Regions from separate parts of the Homo sapiens genome. Here region 2 is linked to region 1. A link is an interaction called in ENCODE POLR2A ChIA-PET data of the cell type or tissue named here. Cell type or tissue: HepG2. All regions are shown on one strand. Each heading gives the region's core, and the rest is flanking DNA. Links, peaks and the distances in the headings are about the cores only. Region 1 overlaps AMBRA1 (autophagy and beclin 1 regulator 1). Region 2 holds the start of F2 (coagulation factor II, thrombin).

Region 1 (15,601 bases), core at 4,159-12,158:
GTTGAGATCCTGCCACTACACTTCAGCCTGGTTGACAAAAACAAACAAAAAAAAGAGATGAGGTCTATGTTCTCTATGTTGCAGGCTGGTCTTGAACTCCTGGCCTCAAGCAGTTCTCCTCCATTAGCCTCCTGAGTTAGCTGGGTTACAGGTGTGATCTACCTTGCTTGACTCTCAAATGTTATGTATAATTATTTAAGAATAGGAAGCAGGCCAGGCACGGTAGTTTCAGCACATTGGGATGGCAAGGCAGGCAGATCACCTGAGGTCAGGAGTTTGAGACCAGCTTGGCTAACATGGTGAAACCCTGTTTCCACTAAAAATATAAAAAATTAGGTGTGGTGGCATGTGCCTGTAATCCCAGCTACTCAGGAGGCTGAGGTAGAAGAATCGCTTGAACCTGGGAGGCGGAGATTGCAGTGAGTCGAGATCATGCCATTGCACTCCAGCGTGGGCAACAAGAGTGAAACTCCTTCTCAAAAAAAAAAAAAAGAACCAATGTTGCATTATATTTATTATACTATTAATTTATAGGAAAAATTTAAGTTTCTCTTGAATTCATATTTTCTCAGGCTCATATTCATAGAAAAATAGAAAGTGATCCTAAACTATTGATTTATCCCTTTAATCTGCTCCCCCACCCGCAAACATAACACATATAGTAGAACCCTTCTCAATAAGTGTCTCCACTATCCACTTGGGACTTAGGCCCAAAACTTAGGAATCACTCTTCATTTCTCTCTCACACCTCAAATACAATGCATCTGTAATTCCCTTAGCTGTTTCTCCAAAATATATTCTGAGTATGACTATTCATCTCTTATATTGCTATAACCCTGGCCCAAATTCCCATCATCTTGTCATTTCCTTAGCTAAAATCCTCTAATAGTAACCCATTACACTTAATAAAATCCAAATTTTATCATGGTCTGCTAGTACCAACCTGTCTTTATTCTCTTCCTTGTTAGTGGTGCTCCAGCCATGTTGGCCTTATTTCCGGCCTTCACATGCGCTAAGCTTACCTGTTAGGGACCTTAGTACTTGGTACTCCTCATCCTCCTTGAAATATTTTTTTCACCTGCCTCTTTTCTCAAGGTTTCTATTTCAAGATGCCAGTCTTAACTCAAATGTCATCTCAGAGAGGCTTTCTCTGGCCACCCCAGGTAAAAGGGTGTGTTGTTTTCTTTCACCTGCCATATTTTCTTTCTAGCCTTTTTCAGTACTTGAAAGTATTGTTAATATTTAATTATATAAAAATCACATAAGCTTTTGGGGGGCAAGAATGTTCTTCTTTACTATAGTATCCTCAGTGCCTAGAACAGTGCCAACATAATACCTGCTTAATCAATGCTTGTTGGTTATTTATCAGTGCTTTTACATCCTTCCCCATCTTTAAGTGTTCTTTATTTGGAAAGTTGGGGAAATGGAATCCAGCTTCTACTCAGATTTAAATAACTAGGTTCTTAAATCTAATGCCTTCTTTTGATTGGCTAAGAAATGTGATTGGCATGGTAGGGTGGCATGTCGGCCTTTTAGCATAAGAACTCTGTGTTTAATAATTTGACTTCTTTTCTTGAAGCCTCGAGGGAAATTTTTTCTTTCCCTATTTTAGTCAGCCAAGAACCTGACCTGGGCTGACTATAAGATTGGAAAACACTGAACACAGTATCTACTAAGCCAAGCAAGGACTGGGAGTGTAGCTCTGGTACTATCTGAAGGAAAAGCCTGAATTCAAATCCTGCTTTGGCTCCAGACTCATCTGTGAATCTAGATGAATTTCTTAACCTCTTCCAGGTTTTGTTTTTCTTATTTGTCTGATGAGTAATCACATCTGTCCTAGGACTTGTGAAGATTCCTGGGTTAATGTTCTCAAAGCTTTTTTTTTTTTCTGACAATATTCTTTCCTTTTTTTTTTGAGATGGAGTCTCACTTTGTTACCTAGGCTGGAGTGCAATGGCATGATCTCGGCTCACTGCAACTTCCACCTCCTAGGTTCAAGCGATTCTCCTGCCTCAGCCTTCCGAGTAGCTGGGATTACAGGCGCGTGACACCACGCCCAGCTAATTTTTGTATTTTTAGTAGAGACAGGGTTTCACCGTGTTGGCCAGGCTAGTCTCGAACTCCTGACCTCAGGTGATCCACCTGCCTTGGCCTCTTAAAGTGCTGGGATTACAGGTGTGAGCTACTGCGCCTGGCCCAACAATATTCTTGCTGTAGCTCCAGGGGTTTCCAGGAAGAATTGGGGGCAATGTGGTGCTCCCAGGAAGGAGTTGGATTCTTTCTCAAAGACTATGCAGAGAATAGAAAGATGTGATCCTTTATGATTTGAAATCGGCCCTACTCCAGCCTCCTGATATTGTTGGTGGATGAAAGGTATATTGTTGCCAAAGTCATTAGGTCTGTTTGAGGCAGCTGGTTTCAGTTTCCGTTTCTGGGGTTAAGCTGTTTTGCCTCTGAAATTTCTTCCATCAGAAGCTACTCTTTTTTTGTTGCTTGCTAATAGGAAATCTTTTGCCATTTCTGTACATTTAAGAGTAGCCTTCTTGGTCTTCTTGATTCTTTTGATAGCTTGAAACCAAAAAATTGAGCTTCAGTTTCTTCTTGGTTTAGTGCTTTCCTCCTTGTTCTTCCTTCCGTTTTTAGGAGTTCTTGTGTTCTCAGCACACTGTTTTCTCCAGAATAATTTGCAGATAAAACTTCCGTTTCTTTTTTCTTCATCCTTCTGAGGTAAGTGGGAGTAAGGAAAATTGTCAGTCTCAAATTTGGGTCTTATTGCTTTCTATTTCCGGTTTTGATCACACTTTGTTTTGAGCACAAGCTTTCCCGTGTTTCAGACATTAGGCAGCATCATTGTGAGTTACTTTAGAAAGCTCTAGTAAGCAAAATCTGTAGCAGGAAAGCTGGTGCTTCACTTCTCCCCCCTTATTATAGTTACAGTAATTAGAATTTACTCAGTTTTGTATCTTCAAAACATTTTGTAAAATTGTTAGCCCATTTGTGATATATCCTATACAGAGGTCGGTCTTATTTTGAGTTTATATATAAAAAACTAATGCTGCTGCCTGTGTGCAGTAGAGGTGCAGGTTCTGTCTGTTGACAGTTTATTTCTGGGATTTTGGCTTCTTATAAAGAAAGGGACTGTGTATAATTTTAATTGATTGATCTTAGTTCTGTTGAATTATTTGTTTTCAATTTGTCAGGTGGTTAATTAGAGATAATGTAATCTGTGGCTTTTTATAATCACTGTAGTTTCCTTTGCAATCTTTCTCTTAGAACTGTAGGTGCGAGACTTCTTTGTGTGAACTTCTGTTTATCACATACTCTGGTTATTGTTCTATCTTGAGTTTTACTTTGAAAAGTAATAATCTTGTCTTGAAATTTTATAACCCATTTCCCCTAAGATTCTCCAAGGATTTTATTCCTTTAAGATAGAAGGAAGGTATTATTACTTTCAGTTTACATATTGGAGGAAAACTTGAAATTCAGCGAGGATATGATTTGTCCAAGATTATATAACAAGCCAGCGATAAAAATCAGTTATTAAAGCTTCTTACCTCTTAGTCTTATCTTTATTTATTAAATCACTGATTCTTGTTATAAACTTGACTGATACTCCTATATCCCCAGATTGCAGGATCAGCTTTCTTAGGGAGTAAATTAGGATGAAGGTTTTGTATTTAGTATTCTCAAGCTCGAAAGGTGTAATATCCCATATTCTCATCTCTGCTATCAGAATATCCACTGTCTCTGTACTTTGTTCTTAATATTCTGTGTTTCAAATAGGAGGATTAAAAAAATTTTACTGCCATTTTTGAGGTTATTTTTCTTTCTTCTTCCCTACTTATAGTTGAGGTAGTGATGGATTAGTCCTTTGCTTACTCTCTTGCCTGGCCCTCTCGTGATCAATGACATGTGCGTAATGAAATGACTGGCTGAAATTAGGTTGGTAATGGTGCAAAGCCTTGTCTTTACTTTTCTTTTCTTTCTTTTTTTTTTTGAGACAGGGTCTCACTCTGTCATCCAGGCGGAGTACAGTGGCGTGATCTCGGCTCACTGCAACCTCTGCCTCCCGAGTTCAAGCAATTCTCCCACCTCAGTCTCCCGAGTAGCTGGGATTACAGGGGCGTGCCACCACGCCCATCTAATTTTTGCATTTTTAGTAGAGACGGGGTTTCACCATGTTGGCCAGGCTGGTCTCGAACTCCTGACCTCAGGTGATCCACCCGACTCAGCCTCCCAAAGTGCTGGATTACAGGAGTGAGCCACTGCACCCGGCTTAGGTTTTTCTTTTTAAGGTATTTGACTTGTAGAAATTGAATTTATGACTTTGAACTCATAACCACCACACTTTTTAAAACTCTAGATGTTGCTGTTTATGATAGTTTTGGGTTCATTTGGGATCTTTTCACAACTCTGAATATAAGTAAATACACATACTCATGCTCTTCTACGCTAGACATTGTGCTAGGTACTGGGACTATGACAGACATGTTTTTTGCCCTCACAGAGTTTATAATCTACTTAGGAAGAACGAGTCCTAAGAAAGGATCACCAGTGTGATAAAATAAATTTATTTTGAGATATCTTTGGTTACCTAAATTTATTAATTTCCATATTTTCAGAAAAACTTCTTGTTAGAGTATTGAGCAGATAGTGGGTTTTCTGTAGAAAATTCTTGATATTTGTCAGCTAGATATTAGTAGATACTAGGTAGGTAGTGGTTTTTTTTTTTTTTTTTTTTTTTTTTGAGAGGGAGTCTGGCTGTGTCGCCCAGGCTGGATTGCAGTAGTGGGATCTCAGCTCATTGCAACCTCCACCTCCCGGGTTCAAGCGATTCTCCTACCTCAGCCTCCTGAGTAGCTGGGATTACAGGCATGTGCCACCATGCCCAGCTAATTTTGGTATTTTTAGTAGAGCTGGGGTTTCACTGTTTTGATCAGGCTGGTCTCGCACTCCTGACCTCGTGATCTGCCTGCCTCGGCCTCCCAAAGTGCTGGGATTACAGGTGTGAGCGACTGCGCCCGGTGATATTAGGTTAGTAGTGTTTTAGTTATCTATTGATGTACAAAAACCACCACAAAATTGGTGGCTTAAAACAATAAAGATTTATTTTGTCTCATAATTACTCAGGTTAGGAATTTGGGCAGGACTTGTCTGGATGGTCCTTCTCCCCTGTGTAACATCAGTTGTGCTTTGTGCGTCTGCTTTCAGCTGGTGGTTGGGCTAGGTTAGAAGGTCTAAGAAGGTTTCACTCATTTGCTTGGTATCTTGATAGTCTTCCACGTGGCTTCTCTCTCTCCACATGGTATCTTATCATGCAGGTCCTCTCTGAGTCTTGCTCAGTCGCCCAGGCTGGAGTGTAGTGGCACAAGCTGGGCTTACTGCAACCCCCACCTCCTGGGTTCAAGTGATTCTCTTGCCTCGGCCTCTCCAGTAGCTGTTAGTACAGGCATGCATCACCATGCCGGGCTATGTTTGTTTGTTTTTTGAGTCAGGGCCTTGCTCTGTCACCCAGGCTGGAGTGTGGTGGCATGATCAGGGCTCACTGCAGCCTCGACCTCCTGGGCTCAGGCTATCCTCCCACCTCAGCCTTCCGAGTAGCTGGAACCACAGGCACATGCCACCATGCCTAGCTAATTTTAAACAATTTTTGTAGAGACAGGGGTCTCACTATGTTGACCAGGCTGATCTTGAATTCCTGGACTCAAACAATCCTCCCACCTCAACCTCCCAGGGCAGGGATTACAGGTGTGAGCCACTGTGCCTGGCTGGTTTTATTTTTTGTTTTTAAAAAGGTGACAGTGGTAAGATCTTTTATATGAAATGGTTTGGAGACCTCTACAGTGGACGGTCTCATTTTGCCTAGAAGAATTTGTTTTAAATTTAATTTGTCTGACTGTTTACAGGGCTTTGTGGCCTAAACTTTTTATTTTTAGAAATTAAATATTGTGTGTTCTTATTACCATTTTCTTTCTTTCTTTTTTTTTTTTTTTTTGAGATGGAGTCTCACTCTCTCCCCCAGGCTGGAGTGCAGTGGCGTGATCTCGGCTCACTGCAACCTCTGTGTCCCAGGTTTAAGTGATTCTCCTGCCTCAGCCTCCTGAGTAGCTGGGACTACAGGCACATGTCACCATGCCTGGCTAATTTTTTTTTTTTTTTGAGATGGAGTTTCGCTCTTGTTGCCCAGGCTGGAGTACAATGGCACGATCTCTGCTCACCACAACTTCCACCTCCCGGGTTCAAGGGATTCTCCTGCCTCAGCCTCCTAAGTAGCTGGGATTGCAGGCATGCACCACCATGCCTGGCTAATTTTGTATTTTTAATAGAGACAGGGTTTCTCCATGTTGGTCAGGCTGGTCTTGAACTCCTGACCTCAGGTGATCCACCCGCCTCAGCCTCCCAAGGTGCTGGGATTACAGGCATGAGCCACCGCAACCAGCCCTTATTACCATTTTCATACTAATTCTTCATTACAGAATGAAGCTATTATTCTACTATAAGCATTTTTCATATGGTAAATATTTTGATCCTTGTGGTAGCCCTGTGATATACATACTATCAATAGTCACATTTTATGGATGAGGAAACTAAGGTACAGTCAGGTTAAGTAACTATTCCTAGAAATCAAGATACCATCATATACCAGGAAAAGGATGGAGCTGGAATTCAATCAACCATTCTGACTGCGGGGCCCATATATATGACTATACATATTGACTGTAATTTGGATGTTATGGATAATAACAATAAAATAAATATCACTCATGACTTCTCCATCTAGAGTTAACCAGTTAGCACTTTGCCATATCCTTGGATATCTTTTGCACACAATAGATACACAATTCAGGGAATAGTTGGAGTTTTTCTGCTTCTAGGTGTGTTTGCCTTCGGGAATGTGTTGTTTACTGTTCTAAATTTATGATGTTTTTCCCCACATTCTCTGTACCCCTGTAAATTCAGTCTAGTGTAAGAGTCACACAAGAGCTGTATGGAGTCAGGTGTGGGTGCTGGCTTGTGGTGCTTACAGTTTGAACTTTGGTTCTATATGATGTTACTTGAAGTATCCTGAAATGGCCGTAGGAAAGTCCTATTAATAAAAACAAAGCTGCCAGTCGTAGAAAACCCTGTGTATTTCCATCCATATGGAGTTTCCAAAGAGTACTGGGGCAGTTTTAGGCTTCTAATTAAAAGCCTGAAATTTTGTAGTTAATTTTCCATTTGGGTGAACTTTACTTATGCAAGTGGTCTTAGAATTAGTATTTAAAGGATTTTTTAAAAAATAATTATATCCTTGGGTTAAATCAAGTTATGGAATATATGTCAGTATTACATGGTTGGTTTGACTCTTAGACTTTGCCCACATGGGCATAGTGAAGTGGAAGAGAGATGCAGTTACTCAAATAAATAAGGAGATTGGACTCCATTTTAACAGCTTCTTGCAGGTCTATAGGTTTCTGAATCACACTCCTAAATGCAATAGGAAGGGGAAGATTTGGGGTATGAATTATTAGTCAGGTTTTAGATACAGCTATAAATTGTTGGTTCTGGTTTTTAATTCACTTTACTAAACTATGTAGAGGGAGCCCAAATCACAATGAATTATTTTTGCCACATAAACATACTTTATTTTCTCCCTGAGCACTTTTTACTTTGTTTTCTGGTAACAGCCTTTGACATAATTCTTAGAAATCTGCTACTCTTGGGAATTGTGGTGTCTCTGGGGTTTCAGTTGGCCCTATTGTTTGGTGAGGGAAACCATAGTGAACCTCAGAGAGGATTCAATAGTAATAAAAACAACAGAAACAAGATTCATATTTCCACAGCTGTTTTCTTATTTGGAGTCTCATAACAACCCTATGAAGCAGACATTGTGATCATGTTTTACAGAGGAGGAAACGAAGCCTCAAAGAGGTTAAGTATCCCCAAAGTCGTATAGCTAGAAGGTGGAGTAAAATTCCTGGCATAAGATAATCAGATTGCACAAGGAACCTCTAAATCTAACTTCTAATTCCCACTGGGTTGTGGCATACTCTCTAGATGGTTTTTATGAGTAGTTGTTAAATATAATTGTCTCTTAGAATTAAATAGAGAAAATCTGGAAAGGTGATTGCCTTCTCACCTTTGGAGAGTACTCAGTCATGTTATTGGGAGTGGGAGTATGTGTGTGTGGAAATGGGATGGAATCTTGGCATTTGTCTTTTTGTTTGTTTGTTTGTTTTTTTAAGACAGGGTCTCACTCTATTACCTGGGCTGAAGAGTGCAGCGGTGCAATCATGGCTCACTGTAGTCTTGACCTCCTGGACTCAAGCAACCTTCCCACCTTGGCCTCCCACCATGCCTGACCGGCATTTGTCTTATGTACATATCCTAGCCATGTCTTTTGCTTCTACTTGGATAAGCTTTTGGTGATTGAGAATTGATTTTGGGGACTGTGTGACGGTATCACAAAGACTATTGTTGGTAACCTTTGTCTCAGTCTGCTTTACTTTAAGGGACAGATTGGGAAACTTGTTTCTTCTTCCTTTTTAAAAGAGGAATGAAAAACACAATTGACTGGCATTTTCTCCTCATCAGCAGCCCTGTGTGACTTCAGTTTGACTTAGCTCCCTTTGTTCTTTACAGGGAACAGAGTAAAATCTCTTCTCAGGTGGCTGGTAAGAGCATATCAGGAGAGAAGTCCCTTATCCTTTTAAAGCAACAGCAAATATTTTTCTTCAGATGAAAGAGAGATTGTGTAATTGTTTTACTCCCTCTGACTTCTTCCCATCAGTAAAGCTTTCTCTTGTTTGAGCTGTTAGTGTGTTTAGGTCCCTGGAAATTGATAGAAATGTTGTTTGGTAATCCTGATCCTTTGATTTTTTTCTTGGTATTGATATTTGTAGCTACTCTTTCCCCTTTCTGAATCCTGTAGGAATCTGAGGTTGCATCACAGTTTTCTGAGTCATACAGTACTTGTGACCTGTATTTTATTGTTCCTCTTGAGTAACAGGAGGTCGGAAGGTCGGTTTTTTTTATTTTTTATTTTTAGGAATTGGACTGCTGCTGTTTCCACCACACCTTGTAAGATTATAAATGGTTTAAGTGTATTTCTTTGAAAGTGCCTTTATATTGCACTGTTAAGACAAAGGACTCTCAAGATGTTTCTTCTGAACTTTTTTATATTGGGTAAAAGAATTGCAGTAGAGGGTTAAGGTAAACTAATAGGAACTGTATTTTTGGCACTTTCCTGGTTAGTAATTAATCACTTATGTGGCAGTTTGACCGAAGGGCTACCCTGGGTTCAGGTCTAGATTTCTGATCCTAATCTATGAGTTGTCAGGGTTACTAAGGAGATGATTTCCTTCCAGTTAGTTCATCCTTAGCCTATTCAGGAAGTTGGCCTGAAAATGTTGATATTTTCAGTACATATTTATGCACTAATAAGTGATGAGAGCTGTATCATGAGGATACAGGCTAGAATTTGTTTCTTTGTCACTCCTTAGGTAACTCTGTGCTGTGTAGGACTAGGAACTTGGTGAGTTTTTTTGTTTTTGTTTTTGTGTTTTTTTTTTGAGATGGAGTCTCACTCTGTCACCCAGGCTGAAGTACAATGGCACGGTCTCAGCTCACTGAAAGTTCCACCTTCCAGGTCCAAGCGATTCTCCCAACTTAGCTTCCCAAGTAGCTGGGACTACAGGCATGAGCTACCACGCCTGGCTAATTTTTGTATTTTTAGTAGAGACAGGGTTTCACTATGTTGGCCAGGCTGGTCTCGAACTTCTGACCTTGTGATCTGCCCGCCTTGGCCTCCCAAAGTGCTGGGATTACAGGTGTGAGCCACTGCACCTGGCCAAACTTGGTGTTTTCTTGCTGTGAAATCTTTCTGACTTTTACATCTTAGTACTCCAGTGAGAGAACTCCTTCAACACAGGCTGTTAATGTTTTTTTCTGTCTGTATTTGGATACATCTGGTTGTGTACTCTTTAGATTGCAGCCTTTTGTGAAATGTAAAGAGCCAATTATTGTTTGGCTTTTTACAATAAATAGTTATTACTTTTTAAAAAAGTGAATGGTGGCCGGGCGTGGTGGCTCACGCTTGTAATCCCAGCACTTTGGGAGGCTGAGGCGGGTGGATCACCTGAGGTCAGGAGTTCGAGACCAGCCTGACCAATATGGTGAAACCCTATCTCTACTAAAAATACAAAAATTAGCCGGGTGTGGTGGCAGGCGCCTGTAGTCCCAGCTACTCGGGAGGCTGAAACAGAATTACCTGAACCCAGGAGGCAGAGGTTGCAGTGAGCCGAGATCGCCCCACTGCACTGCAGCCTGGGTGACGGAGCGAGACTCTGTCTCAAAAAAGAAAAAAAGTGAGTGATGAGGTTTGGGCTTCTGGTAATAATAATTTTTAAAATTAAAAAGTGAAAAAAAAATAGAAACTTGCCTATTAAAATTATTAAATCACCAATAATGCCACTACTGAGAGACAACCATGGTTAGTATTTATTGTATTTCTTTTGTATCCTTTTTCTCCTAATATTTTTTAAACAAAGTTGGGATTAATACTGCATATAGAATTTTGTGTTCTTTTTTCACTTAACATGTACTTACCGCATAATTTAATTTTTTTTTTTTTTTTTTGAGACAGAATCTCGCTCTGTTGCCCAGGCTGGAGTGCAATGGCACGGCTCACTGCAACCTCCGCCTCCCGGGTTCAAGTGATTCTCCCGCCTCAGCCCCCTGAGTAGCTGGGATTACAGGCGCGTACCATCACGCCTAGCTAACTTTTGTATTTTTAGTAGAGACGGGGTTTCACCATGTTGGCCAGGATGGTCTCGATCTCTTGAACTTGTTACCACCCACCTCAGCCTCCCAAAGTGCTGGGATTACAGGTGTGAGCTACCGTGCCTGGCCTTTTTTTTTTTTTTTTTTTTTTTTTTTTTTTTTTTTTGAGATGGAGTCTCACTCTGTCACTCAAGCTGGAGTGCAGTGGTGCCATCTTGGCTCACTACAGCCTCAGCCTCCTGGGTTCAAGCAATTCTCGTGCCTCAGCCTCCCAAGTAGCTGGGATTACAGGTGTGCACCACCACGCCCGGCTAATTTTTGTATTTTCAGTAGAGATGGGGTTTCGCCATGTTGGCCAGGCTAATACCGAATTCCTGACCTCAAGTGATCTGCCTGCCTCGGCCTTCCAAAGTGCTGGGATTATAGGCGTGAGCCACCATGCCTGGCCTCATTTAATATTTAATTTAATTTATTTTTTTGATTAATTAATTGGTTAATTTTTTTTTGGAGATGGAGTTTCACTCTGTCACCCAGGCCGGAGTGCAGTGGTGCGATCTTGGCTCACTACAACCTCCGCCTCCTGGGTTCAAGCGATTCTCCAGCCTCAGCCTCCCAAGTAGCTGGGATTACTGGTGCCTGCCACCACGCCTGGCTAATTTTTGTATTTTTAGTAGAGATGGGGTTTCACCATGTTGACCAGGCTGGTCTCGAACTCCTGACCTCAGGTGATCCGTCTGCCTTGGCCTCCCAAAGTGCTGAGATTACAGGCATGAGCCACTGCACCTGGCCTAATTTTTGTCTTTTTAGTAGAGTAAATTTTGTATTTTTAGTAGAGTAGGTTTTGCCATGTTGGCCAGGCTGGTCTCAAACTCCTGACCTCAGGTGATCCGCCCACCTTGGCCTCCCAAAGTTCTGGGATTACAGGCGTGAGCCATCGCGCCTGGTGTCGTTTAATATTTTAAAGAAAATTTTTGATAAAGATAACAGATTTACCTTTTTCAAAAACTAAAATTTCAGCACCTAGTGCAGTGGTTTGCACCAGCCTGGGCAACATAGCGAGACCCCATCTTTAAAATAATTTTAAAAGTTAGCTACTCTGGAGGCTGAGGCAGGAGGATTGCTTGAGCCCAGCACTTTGAGGCTGCAGTGAGCCATGATTGCACCATCGCACTCCAGCCTGGGTGATAGAGTGATACCCTGTTTCTTTAAAAAATAAAAATAAAGTCCCCACAAACTAACTAAAATTCCATTTCAAAAACACTGACAGGTATTAATCCATTTTTGTTTCCATTTATCTAGTCCCTCCAGTCCCCAGCGTGTTACCATTAGTTTTTCTTCTTATTCAAAGGTAGCTTTACTCGATATATTGTTTTGTACCTTGCTTTTTTTCTCTCGACAATATATTTTGGACATCTATTCTTTTTTTTTTTTTTTTTTTGAGGCGGAGTCTCACTCCGTCGCCCAGGCTGGAGTGCAGTGGCGCGATCTTGGCTCACTGCAAGCTCTGCCTCTCGGGTTCATGCCATTCTCCTGCCTCAGCCTCCTGAGTAGCTGGGACTACAGTCTCCTGCCACCACGTCTGGCTATTTTTTTTTTTTTTTTTTGTATTTTTAGTAGAGACGCGGTTTCACTGTGTTAGCCAGGATGGTCTCGATCTCCTGACCTCGCGATCCGCCCGTCTCGGCCTCCCAAAGTGCTGGGATTACAGGCGTGAGCCACTGCGCCTGGCCTGGACATCTGTTCTTATCAGTAGCCAGAGAATCTTCCTTGCCATAGATTAGTCATCCAGTACCCTTTAGATGGACACTTGGTTATCCTCAGTTTTTGCTATTGTAAGCAATAAGACAGAAGTAGTAACTACTCTGCACCAATTTTTAAGGGAAATTTATTATTTGTACAAGAAAGCCAGCTAATACATGTAGAAATAATGATAGAATTAGAAAATGAATATTTTCAGCATCTCCCCCCATTAAAAAAGTACAAGAGAGAATCATCAATGAATGCTAACCCATTAAGTAAAAAGTTGAGAAGTAATAGGATATTTACATGATGCCAAATAATTGCCACAGATTGCTAATTGTAAAGGGGGAGATATTCCTTTATAAAGAGAGGTCTGGCTCTTAACAACCTCAACCAAGTAATCATCTTTCTACAAATGATCACTAATGATGGTACAGTCTGAAAATATGTGCCACCTGATGTACTCCACCTTGAGGTATATAGGCACATCAACTGTGACGCACTGTCACCAAAAACATTTAAACTAATGAAGGTTTTAGACCTAACCTGCTGTTTACAGGAAATAAAGGTATAGAGAGGCAAGCTAAATGCTACTATGAGGAAACAATCAGTTGAGTCTAGGATGTAAGGCATTCTAACAAGTCAACTCTCCTGATCTTTTAGAAAAGCTAGTGTCGGCTGGGTGCAGTAGCTCACACCTGTAATCCCAGCACTTTGGGAGGCTGAGGCGGGTGGATCACCTGAGGTCAGGAGTTCAAGACCAGCCTGGCCAACATGGCAAAACCTGGTCTTTACTAAAAATACAAAAATTAGCTGGGTGTGGTGGCAGGTGCCTGTAATCCCAGCTACTCCGGAGGCTGAGGCAGGAGAATTGCATGAACCCAGGAGGCAGAGGTTGCAGTGAGCCGAGATTGCGCTGTTGCACTCCAACTGGGGCCACAGAGTGAGACTCTGTCCCCCACCCCCCCCAAAAAAGAAAGAAAAGCTAGTGTCACAAATAAATGAAAACATAAACAAAACAAAACATGGAGGCCATTCTAGGATAAAGGAGACTAAAGAGACATAAACGTCCAAAGTCGTTGCTTGAGTTTTGATTAGAGTCTGGATTTTTTTTAAGTCAACCATAAATGAAATTTTTTGGACAATGGGGAAAATTCGAATGATAATTGAAGTATTAGATGATAATTGGTATAGTATTGTTATTGTGGTTATGAGGCAGAACATCCTTCTTCCTAGGAGTTGCATAATGAATTAAATATGCAGGGTTAAAGTGTCTTGATACCTACTGAAATAATTCCAAAATTATACAAAAAAAACACCAACCTCAATGTAACCATATCTCTATCCATGGAGATAGATGAGGCAAATTTGGCAAAATATTGACAATTCTTGAGTCTAGGTGGAGAATAGTGTATGTTTATTGTACCATTCTTTCAACTTTCCTATATTTTTTAAAACATTCATAGTGGAGCTAAAGAAACAATGTCACAGTGGATAACACTGTATATATGTAGATATTCTTTTGAAATACCATTTTATCAGGCTTACATAGTCCATTGTATAGACCACAATTTGTTCTTTAATCATTACACTTGTGTGTATTGTGCTGCTAGTTGCCATTTTAGTAGAATTTTAATTTCTGATGAAGTTTTCTCCTTGTAAGTCTTGTGGTAGATGAGAAAAGGAGCCTGATTTTTTTTTTTCCTTCCCTTTCCTTCTCTGTCCTCTACCCTGGATCTTTAGTGGAGAAGAGAAAGAGAAAATGAGTGAGAAAGGTACTCCTAAATAATCTTTTTTTTTTTGAGATGGAGTCTTGCTCTGTCGCCCAGGCACTGGAGTGCAATGGCACTATCTCAGCTCTCTGCAACTTCTGCGTCCTGGGTTCAAGCAATTCTCCTGCTTCAGTCTGATGAGTAGCTGGGATTACAGGTGCCTGCCACCACACCCGGCTAATTTTTGTATTTTAGTAGAGACGGGGTTTCACCATGTTGGCCAGGCTGTCTCAAACTCCTGACCTCAAGCAATCCAATCTCCTTGGCTTCCCAAAGTTCGGGGATTACAGGCGTGAGCCACTGTGCTTGGCCTGATCCTTTCTTTAGCTACAAGGTTGAGCTATGGAGAATATGAGAGTATGAAATATTTTTGGAAGAAAAATTCTGGGAGGAAGGGTCTTTTCTGAGAAAGTGTCATTAAATAGGAAAAGTATAATTTCCCTTTTGAGCTAGAATTGTATTTGCAATTAGAAGCTTCTCGTTGCAGAAGTCGTTCTTTGACATTATTCTTTGTTCCTTAAGATTTCCATGAGGACAACTTACAAGGACCTGTATGGCCTCATTTTAGCTGCTTCAGTGTGTTGGAGCTGTTACTTGCTCCTTCATTTCCTGGGCCTGGTGTGACAGTGGCTACTGAGCGCCATGAAGGTTGTCCCAGAAAAGAATGCTGTCCGGATACTCTGGGGGCGAGAACGGGGTGCTCGGGCCATGGGAGCTCAGCGGCTTCTGCAGGAGCTGGTAGAAGATAAAACCCGGTGGATGAAATGGGAGGGCAAGGTAAGGAAAATGGCTATATTTCACATAGGATTTGTGCTGGTGATGGTAGAATGAGACCTTAGAATGGGTTAACAGCAGAGAGTTGGGATATATTTATCTTGTGTGGGAGAGTTGACATATCTGACTTAGGGAGTTGTTTGTAAATTTGAAAGAACTAATGTGCTAGAAATATCTTTTTCCTTTAGAGCTAGACAGTTTTCCTGAAGGTAATTTAGGTTTATCTCTCTCAATTTGTAGCTTGATCATTGTCTCCAGTTTTTAAGCCTACACTGTGAATGCTAATCTAGAATGGTTAATGTGCTTTTGAGATACGGTGAACCATGGTCTACAAATCATGTATTTTAACTTTTTTTTTTTTTTTGTCTCCCAGAGAGTAGAACTGCCGGATAGTCCACGCTCTACCTTCTTATTGGCCTTCAGCCCAGACAGGTACTCAGTATTTATCTATAACTTAAGATTTGTGATAACAGTGCTTTCTGTATATTTGGCCTGGCTTGATCTTCCAAGTCAGTCCCTAAAGTCTCTCTGAAGTACTGTATGAACAGCACTTT
Region 2 (15,601 bases), core at 1,799-9,798, 160 kb before region 1:
GGAGGTGGAGGTTGCAGTGAGCCAAGATTATGCCACTGCACTCCAGCCTGGGTGACAGAGTGAGACTCCATCTCAAAAAAAAAAAAAAAAAAGGCCGGGCGCAGTGCCTCACCCCTGTAATCTCAGCAGTTTGGGAGGCCGAGGCGGGAGGATCACAAGGTCAGGAGTTTGAGATCAGCCTGGCCAACATGGTGAAACCCCGTCTCTACTAACATAAAAAAAAATTAGCCAGGAGTGGTGGCACACGCCTGTAATCCTAGCTACTCAGGAGGCTGAAGCAGGGGAATCGCTTGAACCCAGGAGGCGGAGGTTGCAGTGAGCTGAGATAGGGCCACTGCACTCCAACAGCCTGGGCAAGGGAGTGAGACTCCATCTTAGAAAGAAAAAAAAAAAAGACCAACCCCAGGAATGAGCAATGGGCCCGACAGGGATGCCTAGAGAACAAACACTAACCCATGTTTGTGGACTGGTAATCGGCACAAATTCTTTACCCCTGCCTGCATCCACATCCCTTGCTCTGTGATTTTACAGGCTGAGGTGTAGTTTACCTCTTGACCCTGGCCTTGAACATATACTTGCTCTGGCCAATGGAACGTGGGCAGGGCTGACTGTGCCTGTTCTGAGCCAGGCCTTCAGGACAGAAGACGCTTTTCTGTTCATTGTTTTCTGTGTCTGTCATCAGCATAAGAAGAGTTTTCCCAGGTACCTTCTTTCAGCCTCAGCCCCAGCATGAACGCACGTGGAGCAGATCTAGGCCCAACCCTCAACGAGGAGCCAGACTCAGCTGGACCCATTATTTGAATCAGAGCCACCCAGCCAGGGCCAACCTCCGTCAGTTGACCCTACAGACGCATTAGCGAGTGCAGCCACACCTGCCAACCCTCATGGGAAAAAGAAATGCTTATTGTGGTCTGCCTCAGGGAAGGGGTGGCTATAGCTACTTAACACACCAAGGAAATAATAATGACAGAATCCCGCAGGGCCAAACTGCACAAGGCTTGCTCTGTGATACTCAGAACAGGGTGTGTGGACTGAAATGGCTAGGGAGGGCTTCCCGGAGGGAGGAGTGCCTTGATCAGAAAGGAGGCATGTTTGGAATGAGCCACAGCCTGGACCATAAGGAAGTCAAGAGTGGGGAGGGGGAGGAGGAGGCTGGCAGATCCCCCCACTCAGATCCCCTGATTCCCTGACTTTACTGAGCAATAGGCACAGATATGATCTGAATGACTGACGCCAGCTCTGAAGGTGGCCAGCATCTTTTTTTTTTCTTTGAGACAGAGTTTTGCTCTTGTCGCCCAGGCTGAAGTACAGTGGCAGGATCTCAGCTCACTGCAAACTCCGCCTCCCGGGTTCAAGCGATTCTCGTGCCTCAGCCTCCAGAGTAGTTGGGATTACAGGCGCCCACCACCACGCCTGGCAATTTTTGTATTTTTAGTAGAGACGGGGTTTTGCCATGTTGGCCCAGCTGGTCTCAAACCCCTGACCTCAGGTGATCTGCCTGCCTCAGCCTCCCAAAGTGCTGGGATTACGGGCATGAGCCACTGTGCCTGGGTAGCCAGTATTCTTGGTTCCCATCCCAGGCTGCCAGGCCCCATGAAGCCCCCGGGCCTTGGCCATGGGCCGCCCCACTGCCCCCAGCTTACCACAGACAGGGATGCTGCATTCCTGCCTCCTCACGGTGGGGTCTGTAGTGTAGCACCAGGGTCCCGTGGTGCTGCTGTCGGGGTTGCGGCAGAAATTCTCCTGTAGGTCGGCCCCAGGATGGGTAGTGGAGTTGATTCTGGAACAGGAAATTGCCCAACAGGAGGCTGTTGGGCTTGAGGTACGCTTGCTCCCTGTTCTCAGCCCATGGTGGGAAGGCCGGCCCCTCACTCACTCAGGCTTATGTGGGTAGCGACTCCTCCATAGCTGGCACTCAATGCCTGACCGGGTGATGTTCACATGCCCTCGGTAGTTCGTACCCAGACCCTCAGCACAGTTACCTGCGGAGACCCCACCCCGGTCAGCCTTGGAGCCTGGGGACTTATTTCCTCTCTCCCTGCAAAGTTGTCTATCCCCCACCTCCCAGCTCATGCAGGTCCACAATCCTGAACCTGCATTCACCCAGCCCCTCTTCCTCTGCAACCAGCAGTTCTCCCATTCACTCAACAGTGGCCTCCAAATATTCGCTAAGTGCCTACCATATGACAGGCACTGTCGGGTGCTCAGTACACATCAACCAATAGGACAGTCACAGCCCTGCCCTCATGGAGCTTCCATTCTGTGGCTTCTCTTGGCCAGCAGGATGAAAAAGTGATGAAGGTCCTTTTCAACTGGCCCTGGTCTACCTGTCCCTGCTAGCTCAGCTTCTCATGCCTCTGGGTCTTTCCACGGATTGTTTCTTCTGACTGGAATGCCCACTTGTTTGTTCATCCATGCATCCCACCAGGCCAGGCAGAACTCTGCCTCTCCTGGGAAGCCATCTCTCATTTTTCTGGCAAACCAGACACTCATTTTCCTGTGGTCTCTTGGTGCCTTGAACAGAACTTTTCTTGCAATCACTTTATTGAATTATTTATTTTTATTTATGTATTTTGAGATGAGTCTTGTTCTGTTGCCGAGACTGAAGTGCAGTGGCATGATCTCAGCTCACTGCAACCTCTGCCTCCCAGATTCAAGAAATTCTCCCCCATCAGCCTCCCTAGTAGCTAGGATTACAGGCGCGTGCCACCACACCCCAGCTAATTTTTGTATTTTTAGTAGAGGTTGGGGGTTTCACTATGTTGGCCAGGATGGTCTCAAACCCCTGGCCTGGGCGCCCACCTCAGCTCCCAAAGTGCTAGGATTACAGGCTTGAGCCACCACACCCGGCCGCAATCATTTTAATATTTTGTATTTTTGTTCTCTTTTGAGATTTTGAATTCCTTGAAGGCAGAGACTGTATTTGATTCTCTTAAAATCCCCAGCACCTGATATAGTGCCTGGCACGTAGCAGGAACTTTGTAAAATGTCTGTTGAGTACGTAATTTAACAAATGAGGCTGGGCGCAGTGGATTACACCTGTAATCCCAGCACTCTGGGAGGCTGAGGCTGGTGGATCACCTGAGGTCAGGAGTTTGTGACCAGCCTGGCCAACATGGTGAAACCCCGTCTCTACTAAAAAATACAAAAAATTAGCTGGGCATGGTAGTGTGTGCCTGTAATCCCAGCTACTCAGGAGGCTAAGGCAGGAGAATCACTTGAATCCGCTAGGCGGAGGTTGCAGCGAGCCGAGATCGCGCTGCTGCACTCCAGCCTAGGCGACAGAGTGAGACTCCACCTCAAAAAAAAAAAAAAAAAAATGAAAGTATGGCAGCCAGGCATGGTGGCTCACACTTATAATCCTACTCCTTTGGGAGACTGAGATGGGAGAATTGCCTGAGCCCAGGAGTTCAAGATCAGCCTGGGCAAAAAAGGGAGACCCTGTCTCTTATAAATAAACAAAGAGTTCCATTTTTGTCGTGCTAAAGGTGCCTTCAGAACACAGTGCAGGAGGGAGGGTGCTCCCTGAAGTCTCAGCAAAAGTGGTGACATTTGAAGCAGTCCTTGAAGGATAGGAAAGTGTTCAGTAGATGTGATGGTCGCTCCAGAGGAAATTGACAACATATGCAAGGCCAGGTGCTAGAAACACCTTGGCATGCTTAGGGAAGTCCTTGGTGTCAGAGCAGCTGGGGGTTTGGGTTCCTGTTTGGTTCAGTGACACCTAAAGCTAGAAGGGGAATGTGACATCATCAAAGCTCTGACTAGGTGGGGGCAGAGACTCGGGTCAGGCAAAGGAGAATGAAGCCTTAAACATGAATTCATGGCCAGGCGCGGTGGCTCACTTCTATAATCCCAGCACTTTGAGGCCGAGGTGGGTGGATCACGAGGTCAGGAGTTCAAGACCAGCCTGGCCAACATGGTGAAACCCCGTCTCTACTAAAAATACAAAAATTAGCCAGGCGTGGTGGCGAGCACCTGTAATCCCAGCTACTTGGGAGGTTGAGGCAGAGAATTGCTTGAACCCGGGAGGCGGAGTTTACAGTGAGCCAAGATCGTGCCACTGCACTCCAGCCTGGGCAACAGAGCGAGACTCTGTCTCAAAAAAAAAAACATTAATTCATTAGTCCATTCATTCATTCATTCGTTCGCATGCCAGACACAGAGCCAGGTACAAAGAGACATCTTGACCCCAGGAATGGGAGCAATGTCAGATGCTGGGGACTGCCTCGGCCTCCACCAGCCACACTCCAAACCCACCCCTGAGCTCTTCTCCCAGGCTCCCCTCCATGTCCTGCTCCCCAAACCCGTGTCAGTTGCTCACCTTCCAGACATGCAGCAAGCTTATCTCGAGGCGTCCTCGCTGTCTCACAAGCTGGAAAAGACCCAGGTGTTTACCTTTGGGATTGGGGTATGGCCAGGATGAGCTGGAGTCAGGGTGGATGGGATGTTGGTGAGAAACAGAAAGATGGATGAACAGATGGGAGGGACCAAGGAAGGAGTGGGGAAGGGGTGGATGGGTGGATGGCTAGGTGCAGCAGAAGATTCTCTGGGTAGAATTCTCTCACTGGGGTCCCCAGGCCTCCCTTCCTGGGGCAAATCCTTCCCGGTGCTCACCTGTGTACTTGGCCCAGAACACATCCTGAAAAACAAGGGCTGGGAGTGAGGCTACGGCAGCTCCTGTTTTGTGTTGTTTTAGTAAATGTTATGTCTCCTCCTCACACTTTCCTTTACCCTGGTCACGCAGGGGGCAGGCTCTGGGGAGGTTTGTGGCAGAGTTTCCTACTTTTGTTTCCAAAAGGAGAAGAATATTTGAGGATAGGGGAGTTCCTCCAACACACACACCGAGACTGAAAGAGGCTGGGGGAGATGGGAGGAGAGGGGGCAGTGGGACCCTGGCAGAGCCCTACAGACAGGAAAGGCGACACAGAGCTCCAGGAACACTGAGTCTTGAGCCCGGGGGCTTGTGGTGGCCTCCCCAGAGTCCCACCCCTCAAGGGTGGTGTGGGAGTCTGCCGCTGAGGAGGCCATGTGGACACAGAGCTCCAGGGCAGGTGGATGTCTGAAGACTGTGGAGGCCTCCCCATGTCATGGAGCTGCACAGGGACACAGTCCAGGCACAGAGACCCCCAGGAAAGGCTGAGGCCGCTCCTCTTGCCAGCCCTGTGAGGAGGGGCTCAGAGTTGAAATGAGGCTGTGAGCAGCGAAGGGGCTGTGGCGTTCCTCGCTTGCTTCTCTGTGGAAGTGTCTAGAGTTGGGCCCGGTCTGAGGCCCCGGCACCGTCCGAGCAGCCCAGGCTCACCGTAGCCGTGGAGGACTCCAGAGCCTCGAAGGCCTCCTCGTAGCTGCACGTCTCCTCCACGCACTCTCGCTCCAGGTTGCCCTTGCGCACCTCCTCCAAGAAGGTGTTGGCTCGCCGGACCCGCTGGAGCAGCGACCGTGCTTGCTGAGGAGCCAGGAACACTGTAAGGCGGTGGGGGGGTCATGGGACAGCGGCCTCAGGAACAGGCAGTCTTGGCCATTCTGGGGGCATGAAGCAAGCCCACCCTCCCCTGCTGGCTTCTGAGAGAGGCTGTCTGGGCTGGTGGAAGTGCCTGGAAGGCTGCTAAATGTGGCCCCCTGTGCCCCTCCTACACTGCCCCTTGCCCCCAGCCTGCTCCCTATATTGGAAGAGAGAAGCAGCCATTCTCTTTCCAGCCCTGAGCTCCTGACTTCTTCCCTAAGCTGGCCGCCTGGGGCTGAGACCTACTTAGGGGCCAGCTCTGTGTGCTCTGTCCAGCCAGGAGACCCCAGCCCATGGGCCCACACCCCAGTCCTCCAGCCTGTTCCAGCCTGCAAGCACTCCCTTACCATGCTGGCTGTGCACAAGGCTACACAGGGCAGCCAGGGCCAGGCAGCCAGGCAGCTGCAAGCCTCGGACGTGCGCCATAGTGTGTCAGCTCCTGGGTCACTGAGGAATTGTCTGTCCTGACCCCTCTGGGTTAATGTTGAACTAACATGAAGAAATCAGCGGAGAGGGTGAGGTCAGAGGGTCAGGGCCGTGGGGACGGGTGGGTAGATAGTCCTCCTGTCCATCTCCACCATCTGGGAGGACAGGTCCTCCTGGGAGCAGGGATGGATGGTCTAGGAGGAGTCACAAAAAAGGTCACTGTCACCCCCATCTCCCACCCTCCCCCTCTGAGATTTAGCCCATTCTGGCCAGTGGGGCTATGAGACTTTCCTGGAGCTCCTTCGAATCCTAACATATAGCGGTGGTTGCTTGTCATCTCTGTGTGCCTCAGTTTCCTCATCTATACAATGGGAATAATACTTTGTTGTGAGGACTAAAGGAGATTAGGAATGGAATGTCCATGGAATATCGTAAGTTCTTAATCAGATCTGCACATATAGGCCAATGTGGGGGTTTGTATAATCATAATACACAGATATCAAAAATAGAGACAAAGATAAAAGGTGTGGCCTGATGGAAGTTGCCCCTCGCCATGGGATGCACCAGGGATAGGAACAGCCAACATTTGCCCCAGCTTCTCAGCCACTGGAGGAGGGGCCCATTTCTCCTCCTTCCTGTCCAGGGTGCCTGGAGGTGTGTTTGTGTGTGGCAGCTGCCTGGGAGGAGTCAGGTCCAGGGACTCTTGGGCCTTTAGTCTATCTTCTGTCACCTCCCAGGACCTGCGCCTGTCCCGGAACAGGGGCTACTGAAATCCCTGGGTCTCCACTGAGGGGCCCTCCTTCTCCCTGGCTGCCTGCCCCATGGCAGGCCTAGAGAGGCTTCTGGTCCTACCCTACCCTCCGCCCTACTCCTGTCCCTCCCCCATTTCCTGTTTGCAGTACCCAAGGCAAATATTAGTCTAAGTAGGACAGAGGGACAAAGAGCAGGAACACGGGGAGGCACAAGTTCTCGCCTCGCCTCACCTGTCCTTTGGGCCTGGCTGTTTGGGGTCTGGACCAGGTCATGTGTGGGAACAGGGAGTGTTGGCAGAAAAACTGGGGACCAGGACTCCCGCAAACACCTTAATTCCTGGGAGGCCCATTTCTTATATATTTTCATATATATATTTTTAGGCCAGGCATAGTGGCTCACACTTGTAATCCCAACACTTTGGGAGGCCGACATGGCAGGATCGCTTGAGGCCAGGAGTTTGAGACCAGCCTGGGCAACATAGCAAGACCCTCATCTCTACCAAAAAAAAATTAAAAATTAGCTGGGAATGGTGGTGCATGCCTGCAGTCTGAGCTACTGAGGAGGCTGAGGCAGGAGGATCACTTGAGCCCAGGAGTTCCAGGCTGCAGTGAGCTATGATTGCACCACTGTACTCCAGCCTGGGTAACAGAGTAAGATCCTGTTTCTTTCTTTCTTTCTTTCTTTCTTTTTTTTTTTTTTTTTTGAGACGGAGTCTCGCCCTGTCACCCAGGCTGGAGTGCAGTGGAACAATCTCGGCTCACTGCAATTTCCATCTCCCTGTTCAAGTGATTCTCCTGACTCAGTATCCCAAGTAGCTGGAATTACAGGCGTGTGCCACCACACCTGGCTAATTTTTGTATTTTTAGTAGAGATGGGGTTTCGCCACATTGACCAGGATGGTCTCGAACTCCTGACCTCAGGTGATCCGCCCACCTCCACCTCGGCCTCCCAAGTGCTGGGATTACAGGCGTGAGCCACCATGCCTGGCCTGAATGAGACCTGTTCCTAGAAAAATAAAATAAAATAAAATAAAATTGAATAAATAAAATAAAATTATAATATATATTTTGGGTTTTTGTTGTTTTGTTTTTGAGATGGAGGCTGGAGTGCAATAGCGTGAACTCGGCTCACTGCAACCTCTACCTCCTAGGTTCAAGCGATTCTCCTGCCTCAGCCTCCCGAATAGCTGGAACTACAGGCACCCGCCATCATGCCTGGCTAATTTTTGTATTTTTGTAGAGACAGAGTTTCACCATGTTGCCCAGGCTGGACGTGAACTCCTGACCTCAGGTGATCTGCCCACTTTAGCCTCCCAAAGTGGGGATTACAGGCGTGAACCACTGCTACCTACCTGTTGGGTTTTTTTGTTTGTTTTTGTTTTGTTTTGTTTTGTTTTTTTGAGATGGAGTCTCACTCTGTCACCCAGAAAGGAGTGCAGTGGCGTGATCTCAGCTCACTGCAACCTCGGCCTCCTGAGTACAAGTGATTCTCCTGCCTCAGCCTCCCAAGTAGCTCCCAAGTGCATGCTAGGGATTACAAGCATGCACTACCACGCCCAGCTAATTTTGTATTTTTAGTAGAGATGGGGTTTCACCATGTTGGTCAGGCTGGTCTCGAACTGCTGACCTCAGGTGATCCACCTGCCTCGGCCCCCCAAAGTGCTGGGATTACAGGTATGAGCCACTGCCCGGCCTCTTTGCAGACTTTTACTCACAGTTGCAGGCCTGTTCAGTATATGACATTCTTATACCCAGAAATGGCTATCTTAGCCTGGGCTGCTATAAAATTACTGTAGGCCAGGTGCAGTGGCTCACGCCTGTAATCCCAATACTTTGGGAGGCCGAGGCGGGCCGATCACAAGGTGAGGAGTTCGAGACCAGCCTGGCCAACATAGTGAAACCCCGTCTCTACTAAAAACACATAAATTAGCTAGGCATGGTGGCACACACCTGTAATCCCAGCTACTCGGGAGACTGAGACAGAAAAATTGCTTGAACCCAGGAGGCAGAGGTTGCAGTGAGCCGAGAGTGTGCCAATGCACTCCAGCCTGGGCGACAGAGCAAGACTTCATCTCAAAAAAAAAAAAAAATTACTGTAAACTGGGTGGTTTAAACAACAGACATCTACAAGGGGTCTTCGAAAAGTTCATGGAAAATGCGTATTATGAAAAAAGACTGCATGGATTTAAAAAAATTTTTGTGCACCAAAATAAACTCACACTAACTTGCTATAACATGAGTGAACAGGATGTAGTTTGAGGCACTAAGAAGGATAAGACATCAGTTTGAAGCGAGCCCTTATCAGAGCTAAATGAATTCTGCTGAAATTGAAGCAAGAACAAACAACAAATTTACGGTGAAGCTTGGGTGGAAGAATGGTGAAATCACTGATGCTTTATGAAAAGTTTACGGAGACAATGTCCCAAAGAAATCAGCAGCTTACAAATGGACAACTCATTTTAAGAAGGGACAAGGCAGGCCGGGCGCGGTGTCTCATGCCTGCAATCCCACCACTTTGGGAGGCCGAGGCAGGTGGATCACTTGAGGACAGGAGTTCAAGACCAACCTGGCCACCATGGAGACACCTCGTCTCTACTAAAAATAAAAAAATTAGCTGGGCATGGATGTGCGTGCCTATAGTCTCAGCTATTTGGGAGGCTGAGACAGGAGAATAGCTTGAACCCGGGAGGCGGAGGCTGCAGTGAGCTGAGATCGTGTCACTGCACTCCAGCCTGGGCAACAGAGCAAGACTCTTGACTCCCAAAAAAAAAAGACATTTTTTGGACAAACAAAAACACTTAAATATAGGTTAGGTGTTTAGTGCACTACCATGGGTGCAGGACAACAATGGACCCAGCACATGCTTAGTCTTCAGGGTCTGATACAAGCCCCCAGCCTCCAGGAACCAACTGTTTGTTCTCCTTGGAACTCTGAGGTCCCTAGTTGGTACCATGCAGCCAAGTTTGGCATTCCTGCCGTTCAGCACAAACACGGCCTGCATACTTAAAGCAGACATATATATATTTTTTGTGTGTGAGACGGAATCTTGCTCTGTTTCCCAGGCTGGAGTGCAGTGGCATAATCTCGGCTCACCGCAACCTCCGCCTCCTGGGTTCAAGTGGTTCTCTTGTTTCGGCCTCCCAAATAGCTGGGATTACAGGTGTGTGCCACCACACCCAGCTAATTTTTGTTATTTTTAGTAGAGACAGGATTTCACCATACTGGCCAGGCTGGTCTCAAACTCCTGACCTCAGGTGATCTGCCCGCCTTGGCCCCTCAAAGTGCTGGGATTACAGGCCTGAGCCACCACACCCGGCCTTAAAGCAGATATTCTTGCCCTATAGGAGCAAGGCCATAACAAAGCGGGGGGCAGGGGGTGCATTCCTGCCCAACAAGTTGGCGTCAAACAAAATCATGGGTAAAGACCAATGCTAAATTGTAAAGCAAATCTCTATAACCACTGAAAACAGTAAAATTATGTTCCAAGACATAGTGTTAGAGAATTTCAGGGCTCAAAGAAAGACCAGATATTATTAAATCCAGCCATTTCCAAGCCTAGGGCTGTGTGCACGTTCTACGGGGTGGCCTTGTCTTTCTGCATATATTTTGTTAAAACCTCAAAAATTGTGAATTTGCCTTATTAAGACAAAAATGAATTTTTTTCCCTTTCGACTGAAATTTTTTCTCTTTAGGTGGTGAATAATCTTATGTTTTTCTCAATCTGATCAGCAGTTTTCAATTTTTTATTTCTTTTTTTTTTTTTGCTCTTCTGCAGACAGTGACTTAAGCAGTTTTCTATTTTGACTAGAAAATGTGAGTAAGCGGCTGGGCATAGTGACTCACGCCTGTAATCCCAGCACTTTGGGAGGCTGAGGTGAGCAGATCACTTGAGGTCAGGAGTTTGAAATCAGCCTGGCCAACATGGTGAAATTCTGTCTCTACTAAAAATACAAAAAAATTAGCCGGGCCTGGTGAGCACCTATAATCCCAGCTACTCAGGAGGCTGAGGCAGGAGAATCACTTGAACCCGGGAGGCGGAGGTTGCAGTGAGCTGAAATCATGCCACCACACTCCAGCTTGGAAAAGTATAAGTCAATTTCTATTTAGTAAAAATCTTTAAAAATATGGGATCCATAAGAGAAAAAAAGAAGTTAGCAAATGGTTCCATGATAGAGCCAAGACTGGGAATCATTGATTTCATCCAACTGCCCCATGTCTCTATGTGGTCATGGAGGAAATGGAGGGGGCACGGTCATACAGAATTGGTGGTAGAGCTAGGATGGAAACCCAGACTCCTGCTTCAGACCAGCACTTTTGCCTCTCCCAACCCTTGTCCCCTGACATTCTGGTAGAGTACGGCCTCACTGGGCCATAAAGTTGACCCAGAGAACACGCACCTACAGTACAGAACTACTGTGCGGGTGATGCTGGCCTGCCCCAAACTACTATACCTGAGGGCACATGTTAAGTCCCTTAATTTTGCCTGTCCTCCTATTTAGGAAGACTGATGACAATACTGTTAAGTACAATTTAGTAATTTGTTTTTTAATTTTTATTTTACTTTACTTTGAGACAGGGTGTCACTCTGTTGCCCAGGCTGGAGTACATACAGCAGGCTGGAGTATGGTGGCGTGATAATAGCTCACTGCAGCCTAGAACTCCTGGCTCAAGTGATCCTCCCACCTCAGCCTCCTGAGTAGCTTGGACTACAGGCAGGTGCCACCATGCCCAACTTATTTTTTTATTAATTAATTAATTTATTTATTTATTGAGATCGAGTCTCGCTCTGTCTCCTAGGCTGCAGTGCAATGGCACGATCTTGGCTCACTGCAACCTTCGCCTCCCGGGTTCAAGCAATTCTCCTGCTTCAGCTTCCCCAGTAACTGGGATTACAGGCGTGTACCACCTCTCCTGGCTAATTTTTGTAATTTTAGTAGAGACAGGATTTTGCCTTGTTGCCCAGGCTGGTCTCGAACTGCTGAGCTCACAGTGATCCACCTGCCTTGGCCTCCCAAAATGTTGGAATTACAGGCATGAACCACTGTGCCTGGCCTAATTTTATATTTTTAGAGACAGGGTCATGCTCTGTCGCCAGGCTGGAGTGCAGTGGTGCAATCATAGCTTACTACAACCTTGAACTCCTGGGCTCAAGCAATCCTCCTGACTCAGACTCCCAAGTAGCCGGGACTACAGGCCTGCACCACCAAGCTTGGGTATTTTTTTTTTTTATTTTATAGAAACACAGTCTCACTATGTTGGCCAGGCTGGTCTGGAACTCCTGGCTTCAAGCGATTCCCCTACCTTGTTCTCCAAAAGTGCTGGGATTATAGGGACTAGGCCTACAATTTAGTAATTGCTCACCATGTGCCAGGTAGGCAGGACTTATGAGGTAGGTACTATACTTATCCCCATTTTATGGATGAGGAAACTGAGGCACAGGGAAGCGAAGTGACTTGTCCAAGTTGATGCAGCTAGTCAAGGTCAAAGCCCCAACCCACTCCTGAACACGTCTAGAGATGGAGCTTTTTATCATCTGTGATGCCTTGCAATCTCTAAAGGTCTCTGAACGGTACCCATTTTTTATTCTAAGATTTTTTTTCTTGCACTACTAAAGTTGCAAATCAGGACAGAAGAGCTTTGATAGCCCTCGCTTTCTGATTTTGGGTTCAGCAGCTATAGACACTGCCTGGATTGACTTGCATCTGTGAAAAGGCTCCAGCAAAATCTTATTAGCGTCTTTGCCCTGTAGCAAGAAGCATCCAAATTCAGTATATACATCAAATCATTAAAAATGACCTATCAGGAGTGAATGAGAGGAGAGGTGTGGAATAAAGGGACTTTCAACATTATAATTAATAAAAATTATATGTGGTCAGGCGCAGTGGCTCACGCCTATAATCCCAGCAATTTGGGAGGCCAAGGTGGGCAGATCACCTGAGCTCAGGAGTTCAAGACCATCCTGGGCAACATGGTGAAACCCCGTCTCTACTAAAATACAAAAAATTAGCTGGGCATGGTGGTGCATGCCTGTAGTCACACCTACTTGGGAGGCTGAGGCACAAGAATCCCTTGAACCCGGGAGGCAGAGGTTGCAGTGAGCCAAGATCACGCCACTGCACTCCATCCTGGGTGACAGAGTGAGGCGGTCTCAAAAATAATAATAAATAAATAAATAGACTAGGCATGGTGGCTCATGCCTGTAATCCTAACACTTTGGGAGGCTGAGGTGAGTGGATCACTTGAGGACAGAAGTTCAAAACCAGCCTGGCCAACCATGGTGAAACCCTGTGTCTACTAAGAACACAAAAAACAGTCTGGGCATGGTGGCTCACCCCTGTAATCCCAGCACTTTGGGAGGCCAAGGTGGGTGGATCACCTGAGGTCAGGAGTTCGAGACCAGGCTGGTCAACATGGTAAAACCTCGTCTCTACTAAAAATACAAAAATTAGCCGGGCGTGGTGGCAGGTACCTGTAATCTCAGCTACTCAGGAGGCTGAGGCAGGAGAATTGCTTGAACCCAGGAGGCAGAGGTCGCAGTGAACTGAGGCAGTGCCACTGCACTTTAGCCTGGGCGATAGAGCAAGACTCCATCTCAAACAAAAAATCCATCTCAAAAAATAAATAAAATGAAAATTATATTGAAATCAGAGGAAAAAAAAAATAAAATATATATATATATATATATATATTTTTCAGACAGGGTCTTGTTGTGCTGCCCAGGCTAGAATGCAGTGGTAAAATCACAGCTCACTGTAGCCTTGAAATTCTGAAAATATTTTCTCAGTGAAAAAAAATATTCCAGTGATTAGTCTTTCCAAGAATGGTCTGCCTTTTATTTGAGCTGGAAGAGCACTAAATTAGGAATCAGAAGGCCGGAATTCTGTCCTGGTTCTGCTACTGACTGGTCTTCTGACCCTGGCAAGTGACTTGTGTTGTGGCCTCTGTTTTCTCATGGGTAACTGTAACATGAGGATCTTGGGAGATGCTGTGTAACACCCATTCTCACTTGAGCCATGCGTGTTGCCAGAGCAGAGACTCCCAAATCACCTGCCTTCCAATCCGTTGGCTCTGTCCTGACCCTGCTCCGACCCTGCTCCATGTACCATGTACCAGGGACGGCTTTAATGGAGGAAAAATTCTCCAATCTGTGTGGGGAATGTGGAAAGGGAGTGTGGGCATCTCAGCTGTTGGCCTGGGGATGCTGTGGGGTGTCAACAGGCCTCCCGGACAGCCCAGAGCATCCCCACGTCCTGCACAGTTCAATGTCAAGCAAGGAGCGTGTCCCCAGGATGCCTAAAACGCTAGGCAGACACTGCTGAGCAGTCCCCTGAGTTGAAGTGGGCCTGCCTGAGTCAGGAGCTGGAAAAGAAATTGAGCAGGTTCCAAGTCACAGGGTAGGCTGACTCAAAACTAATCTTAGCAGCTGTTTCTCAGGCTTTGGACAGTGTGGCCTTTCTCTTCACAGATCACCACGATTTCCTGCTGTCCTCCCGCCCCTTGGACAATTTTAGGTTTATGCTTTGCCAAGTTTTTCAGATTGGGCAGGCAACTGGGTTAATGTCAGTGGCAAACCAGGAGGCACGGGGCTGCCGGTGACATCGTGGTCAAGTGCTGGGAAGCCAGAAAACCACCCACATTAGAATCCTGGCTTTTGGCCGGGCACGGTGGCTCACGCCTGTAATCCCAGCACTTTGGGAGGCTGAGGCAGGTGGATCACTTGAGGTCAGGGGTTTGAGACCAGCCTGGCCAATATGGCAAAACTCCATCTCTACTAAAACTACAAAAATTAGCCGGGCATGTTGGCACACACCTTTAATCCCAGCTACTTGGGAGGCTGAAGCAGGAGAATCGCTTGAACCCGGGAAGAGGAGGTAAAGTTAGCGGAGTAGAGTTAGCAGAGACCGCAACACTGCAGTTCAGGCTGGGTGACAGAGTGAGATTCTGTCTCAAAAAAAAAAGAAGAATCCTGGCTTTGCCTCTTACTGATGGTGTGATCTTGTCATCCTCTCTGAGCCTCAGTTTCTTTTTTTTTTTTTTTGAGACAGAATTTTGCTCTTTTGGCGCAGGCTGGAGTGCAGTGGCGTGATCTTGCCTCGCCGCAACCTCTGCCCCCCGGGTTCAAGCGATTCTCCTGCCTCAGCCTTCCAAGTAGCTGGGATTTCAGGCATGCGCCACCACGCCCGGCTAATTTTTGTATTTTGAGTAGAGACAGGGTTTCTCTATGTTGGTCAGGCTGGTCTTGAACTCCCGACCTCAGGTGATCCGCCTGCCTCAGCCTCCCAAAGTGCTGGGATTATAGGCATGAGCCACCATGACCTTCTGCCTTAGTTTCTTTATCTGTAAGACAGGGACCACAATTCCTATTTTGCAGGACAGTAGAGGCATAAAACAAGCAAGTCTATCTTTTCCATCTCTCTTGCCTCCCGCCCCTCAAGGCAATCCCATCTGGCTTCCTCCGGCTCTCCCTCAGCTTGCCAGTAACTTCCATAAACTTCAACTCTCCCAATAGCAATGGACATTGCTAACCACATCCCCCTTGTTGAAACTTTTCCATCAGCTTCAATGGCATGCACTTTGTAGGTTTTTCTCTTTCGTTGGGTGATTTTTTGTGTCCCTTGATAAGCCTACCTCCTGTCACTGAACCTGAAGCGCTTGACCATCCTGGCCTTGGTCTTCCTCCCTGCTCTCTGTATTGAGGGAAACTAAAATATTTCACCCCAAAATATACTTCTTTGATATATTTCAAGATGGCTATTCAGAAGGGCTGGAAATACAAGAATAGCTGAAAAACTGTCTTGTGTGGGGGAGATTGTCATCTGCAGAGAAAACTGAAGAGAGCCAGGCATGGTAATCCCAGCACTTTAGGAGGCTGAGGAGGGCGGATCACTTGAGATCAGGAGTTGAAGAACATCCTGGCCAACAT

Evidence for each region. Peaks named below come from ENCODE experiments on the same cell type or tissue, not always from the same donor. Only the 100,000 strongest peaks of a DNase experiment are listed, where the experiment ranks them.
Region 2: POLR2A ChIA-PET joins it to region 1 with 12 read pairs; 7 of 35 experiments call an interaction of 5 or more read pairs at or near these places.

What each region holds. Positions count from the first base shown.
Region 1 is chr11:46,547,695-46,563,295 of GRCh38, reverse strand. AMBRA1 (autophagy and beclin 1 regulator 1) reads left to right here. Exons shown (of 18, transcript NM_001387011.1): 2 at 14,796-15,050; 3 at 15,421-15,479. The coding sequence starts at 14,916. Among named protein-coding and RNA genes, the nearest start is that of AMBRA1, 39 kb to the left of the region's middle. In HepG2, for the core only: no CTCF peak of the experiment used is centred there; DNase peaks (open chromatin) are centred at 5,465, 8,795 and 9,275; H3K4me3 peaks cover 530 bases.
Region 2 is chr11:46,709,561-46,725,161 of GRCh38, reverse strand. It overlaps F2 (coagulation factor II, thrombin), which reads right to left and starts at 5,949. Exons shown (of 14, transcript NM_000506.5): 1 at 5,848-5,949; 2 at 5,300-5,460; 3 at 4,615-4,639; 4 at 4,322-4,372; 5 at 1,877-1,982; 6 at 1,644-1,780. The coding sequence starts at 5,926. In HepG2, for the core only: no CTCF peak of the experiment used is centred there; DNase peaks (open chromatin) are centred at 6,011 and 6,761; H3K4me3 peaks cover 2,011 bases.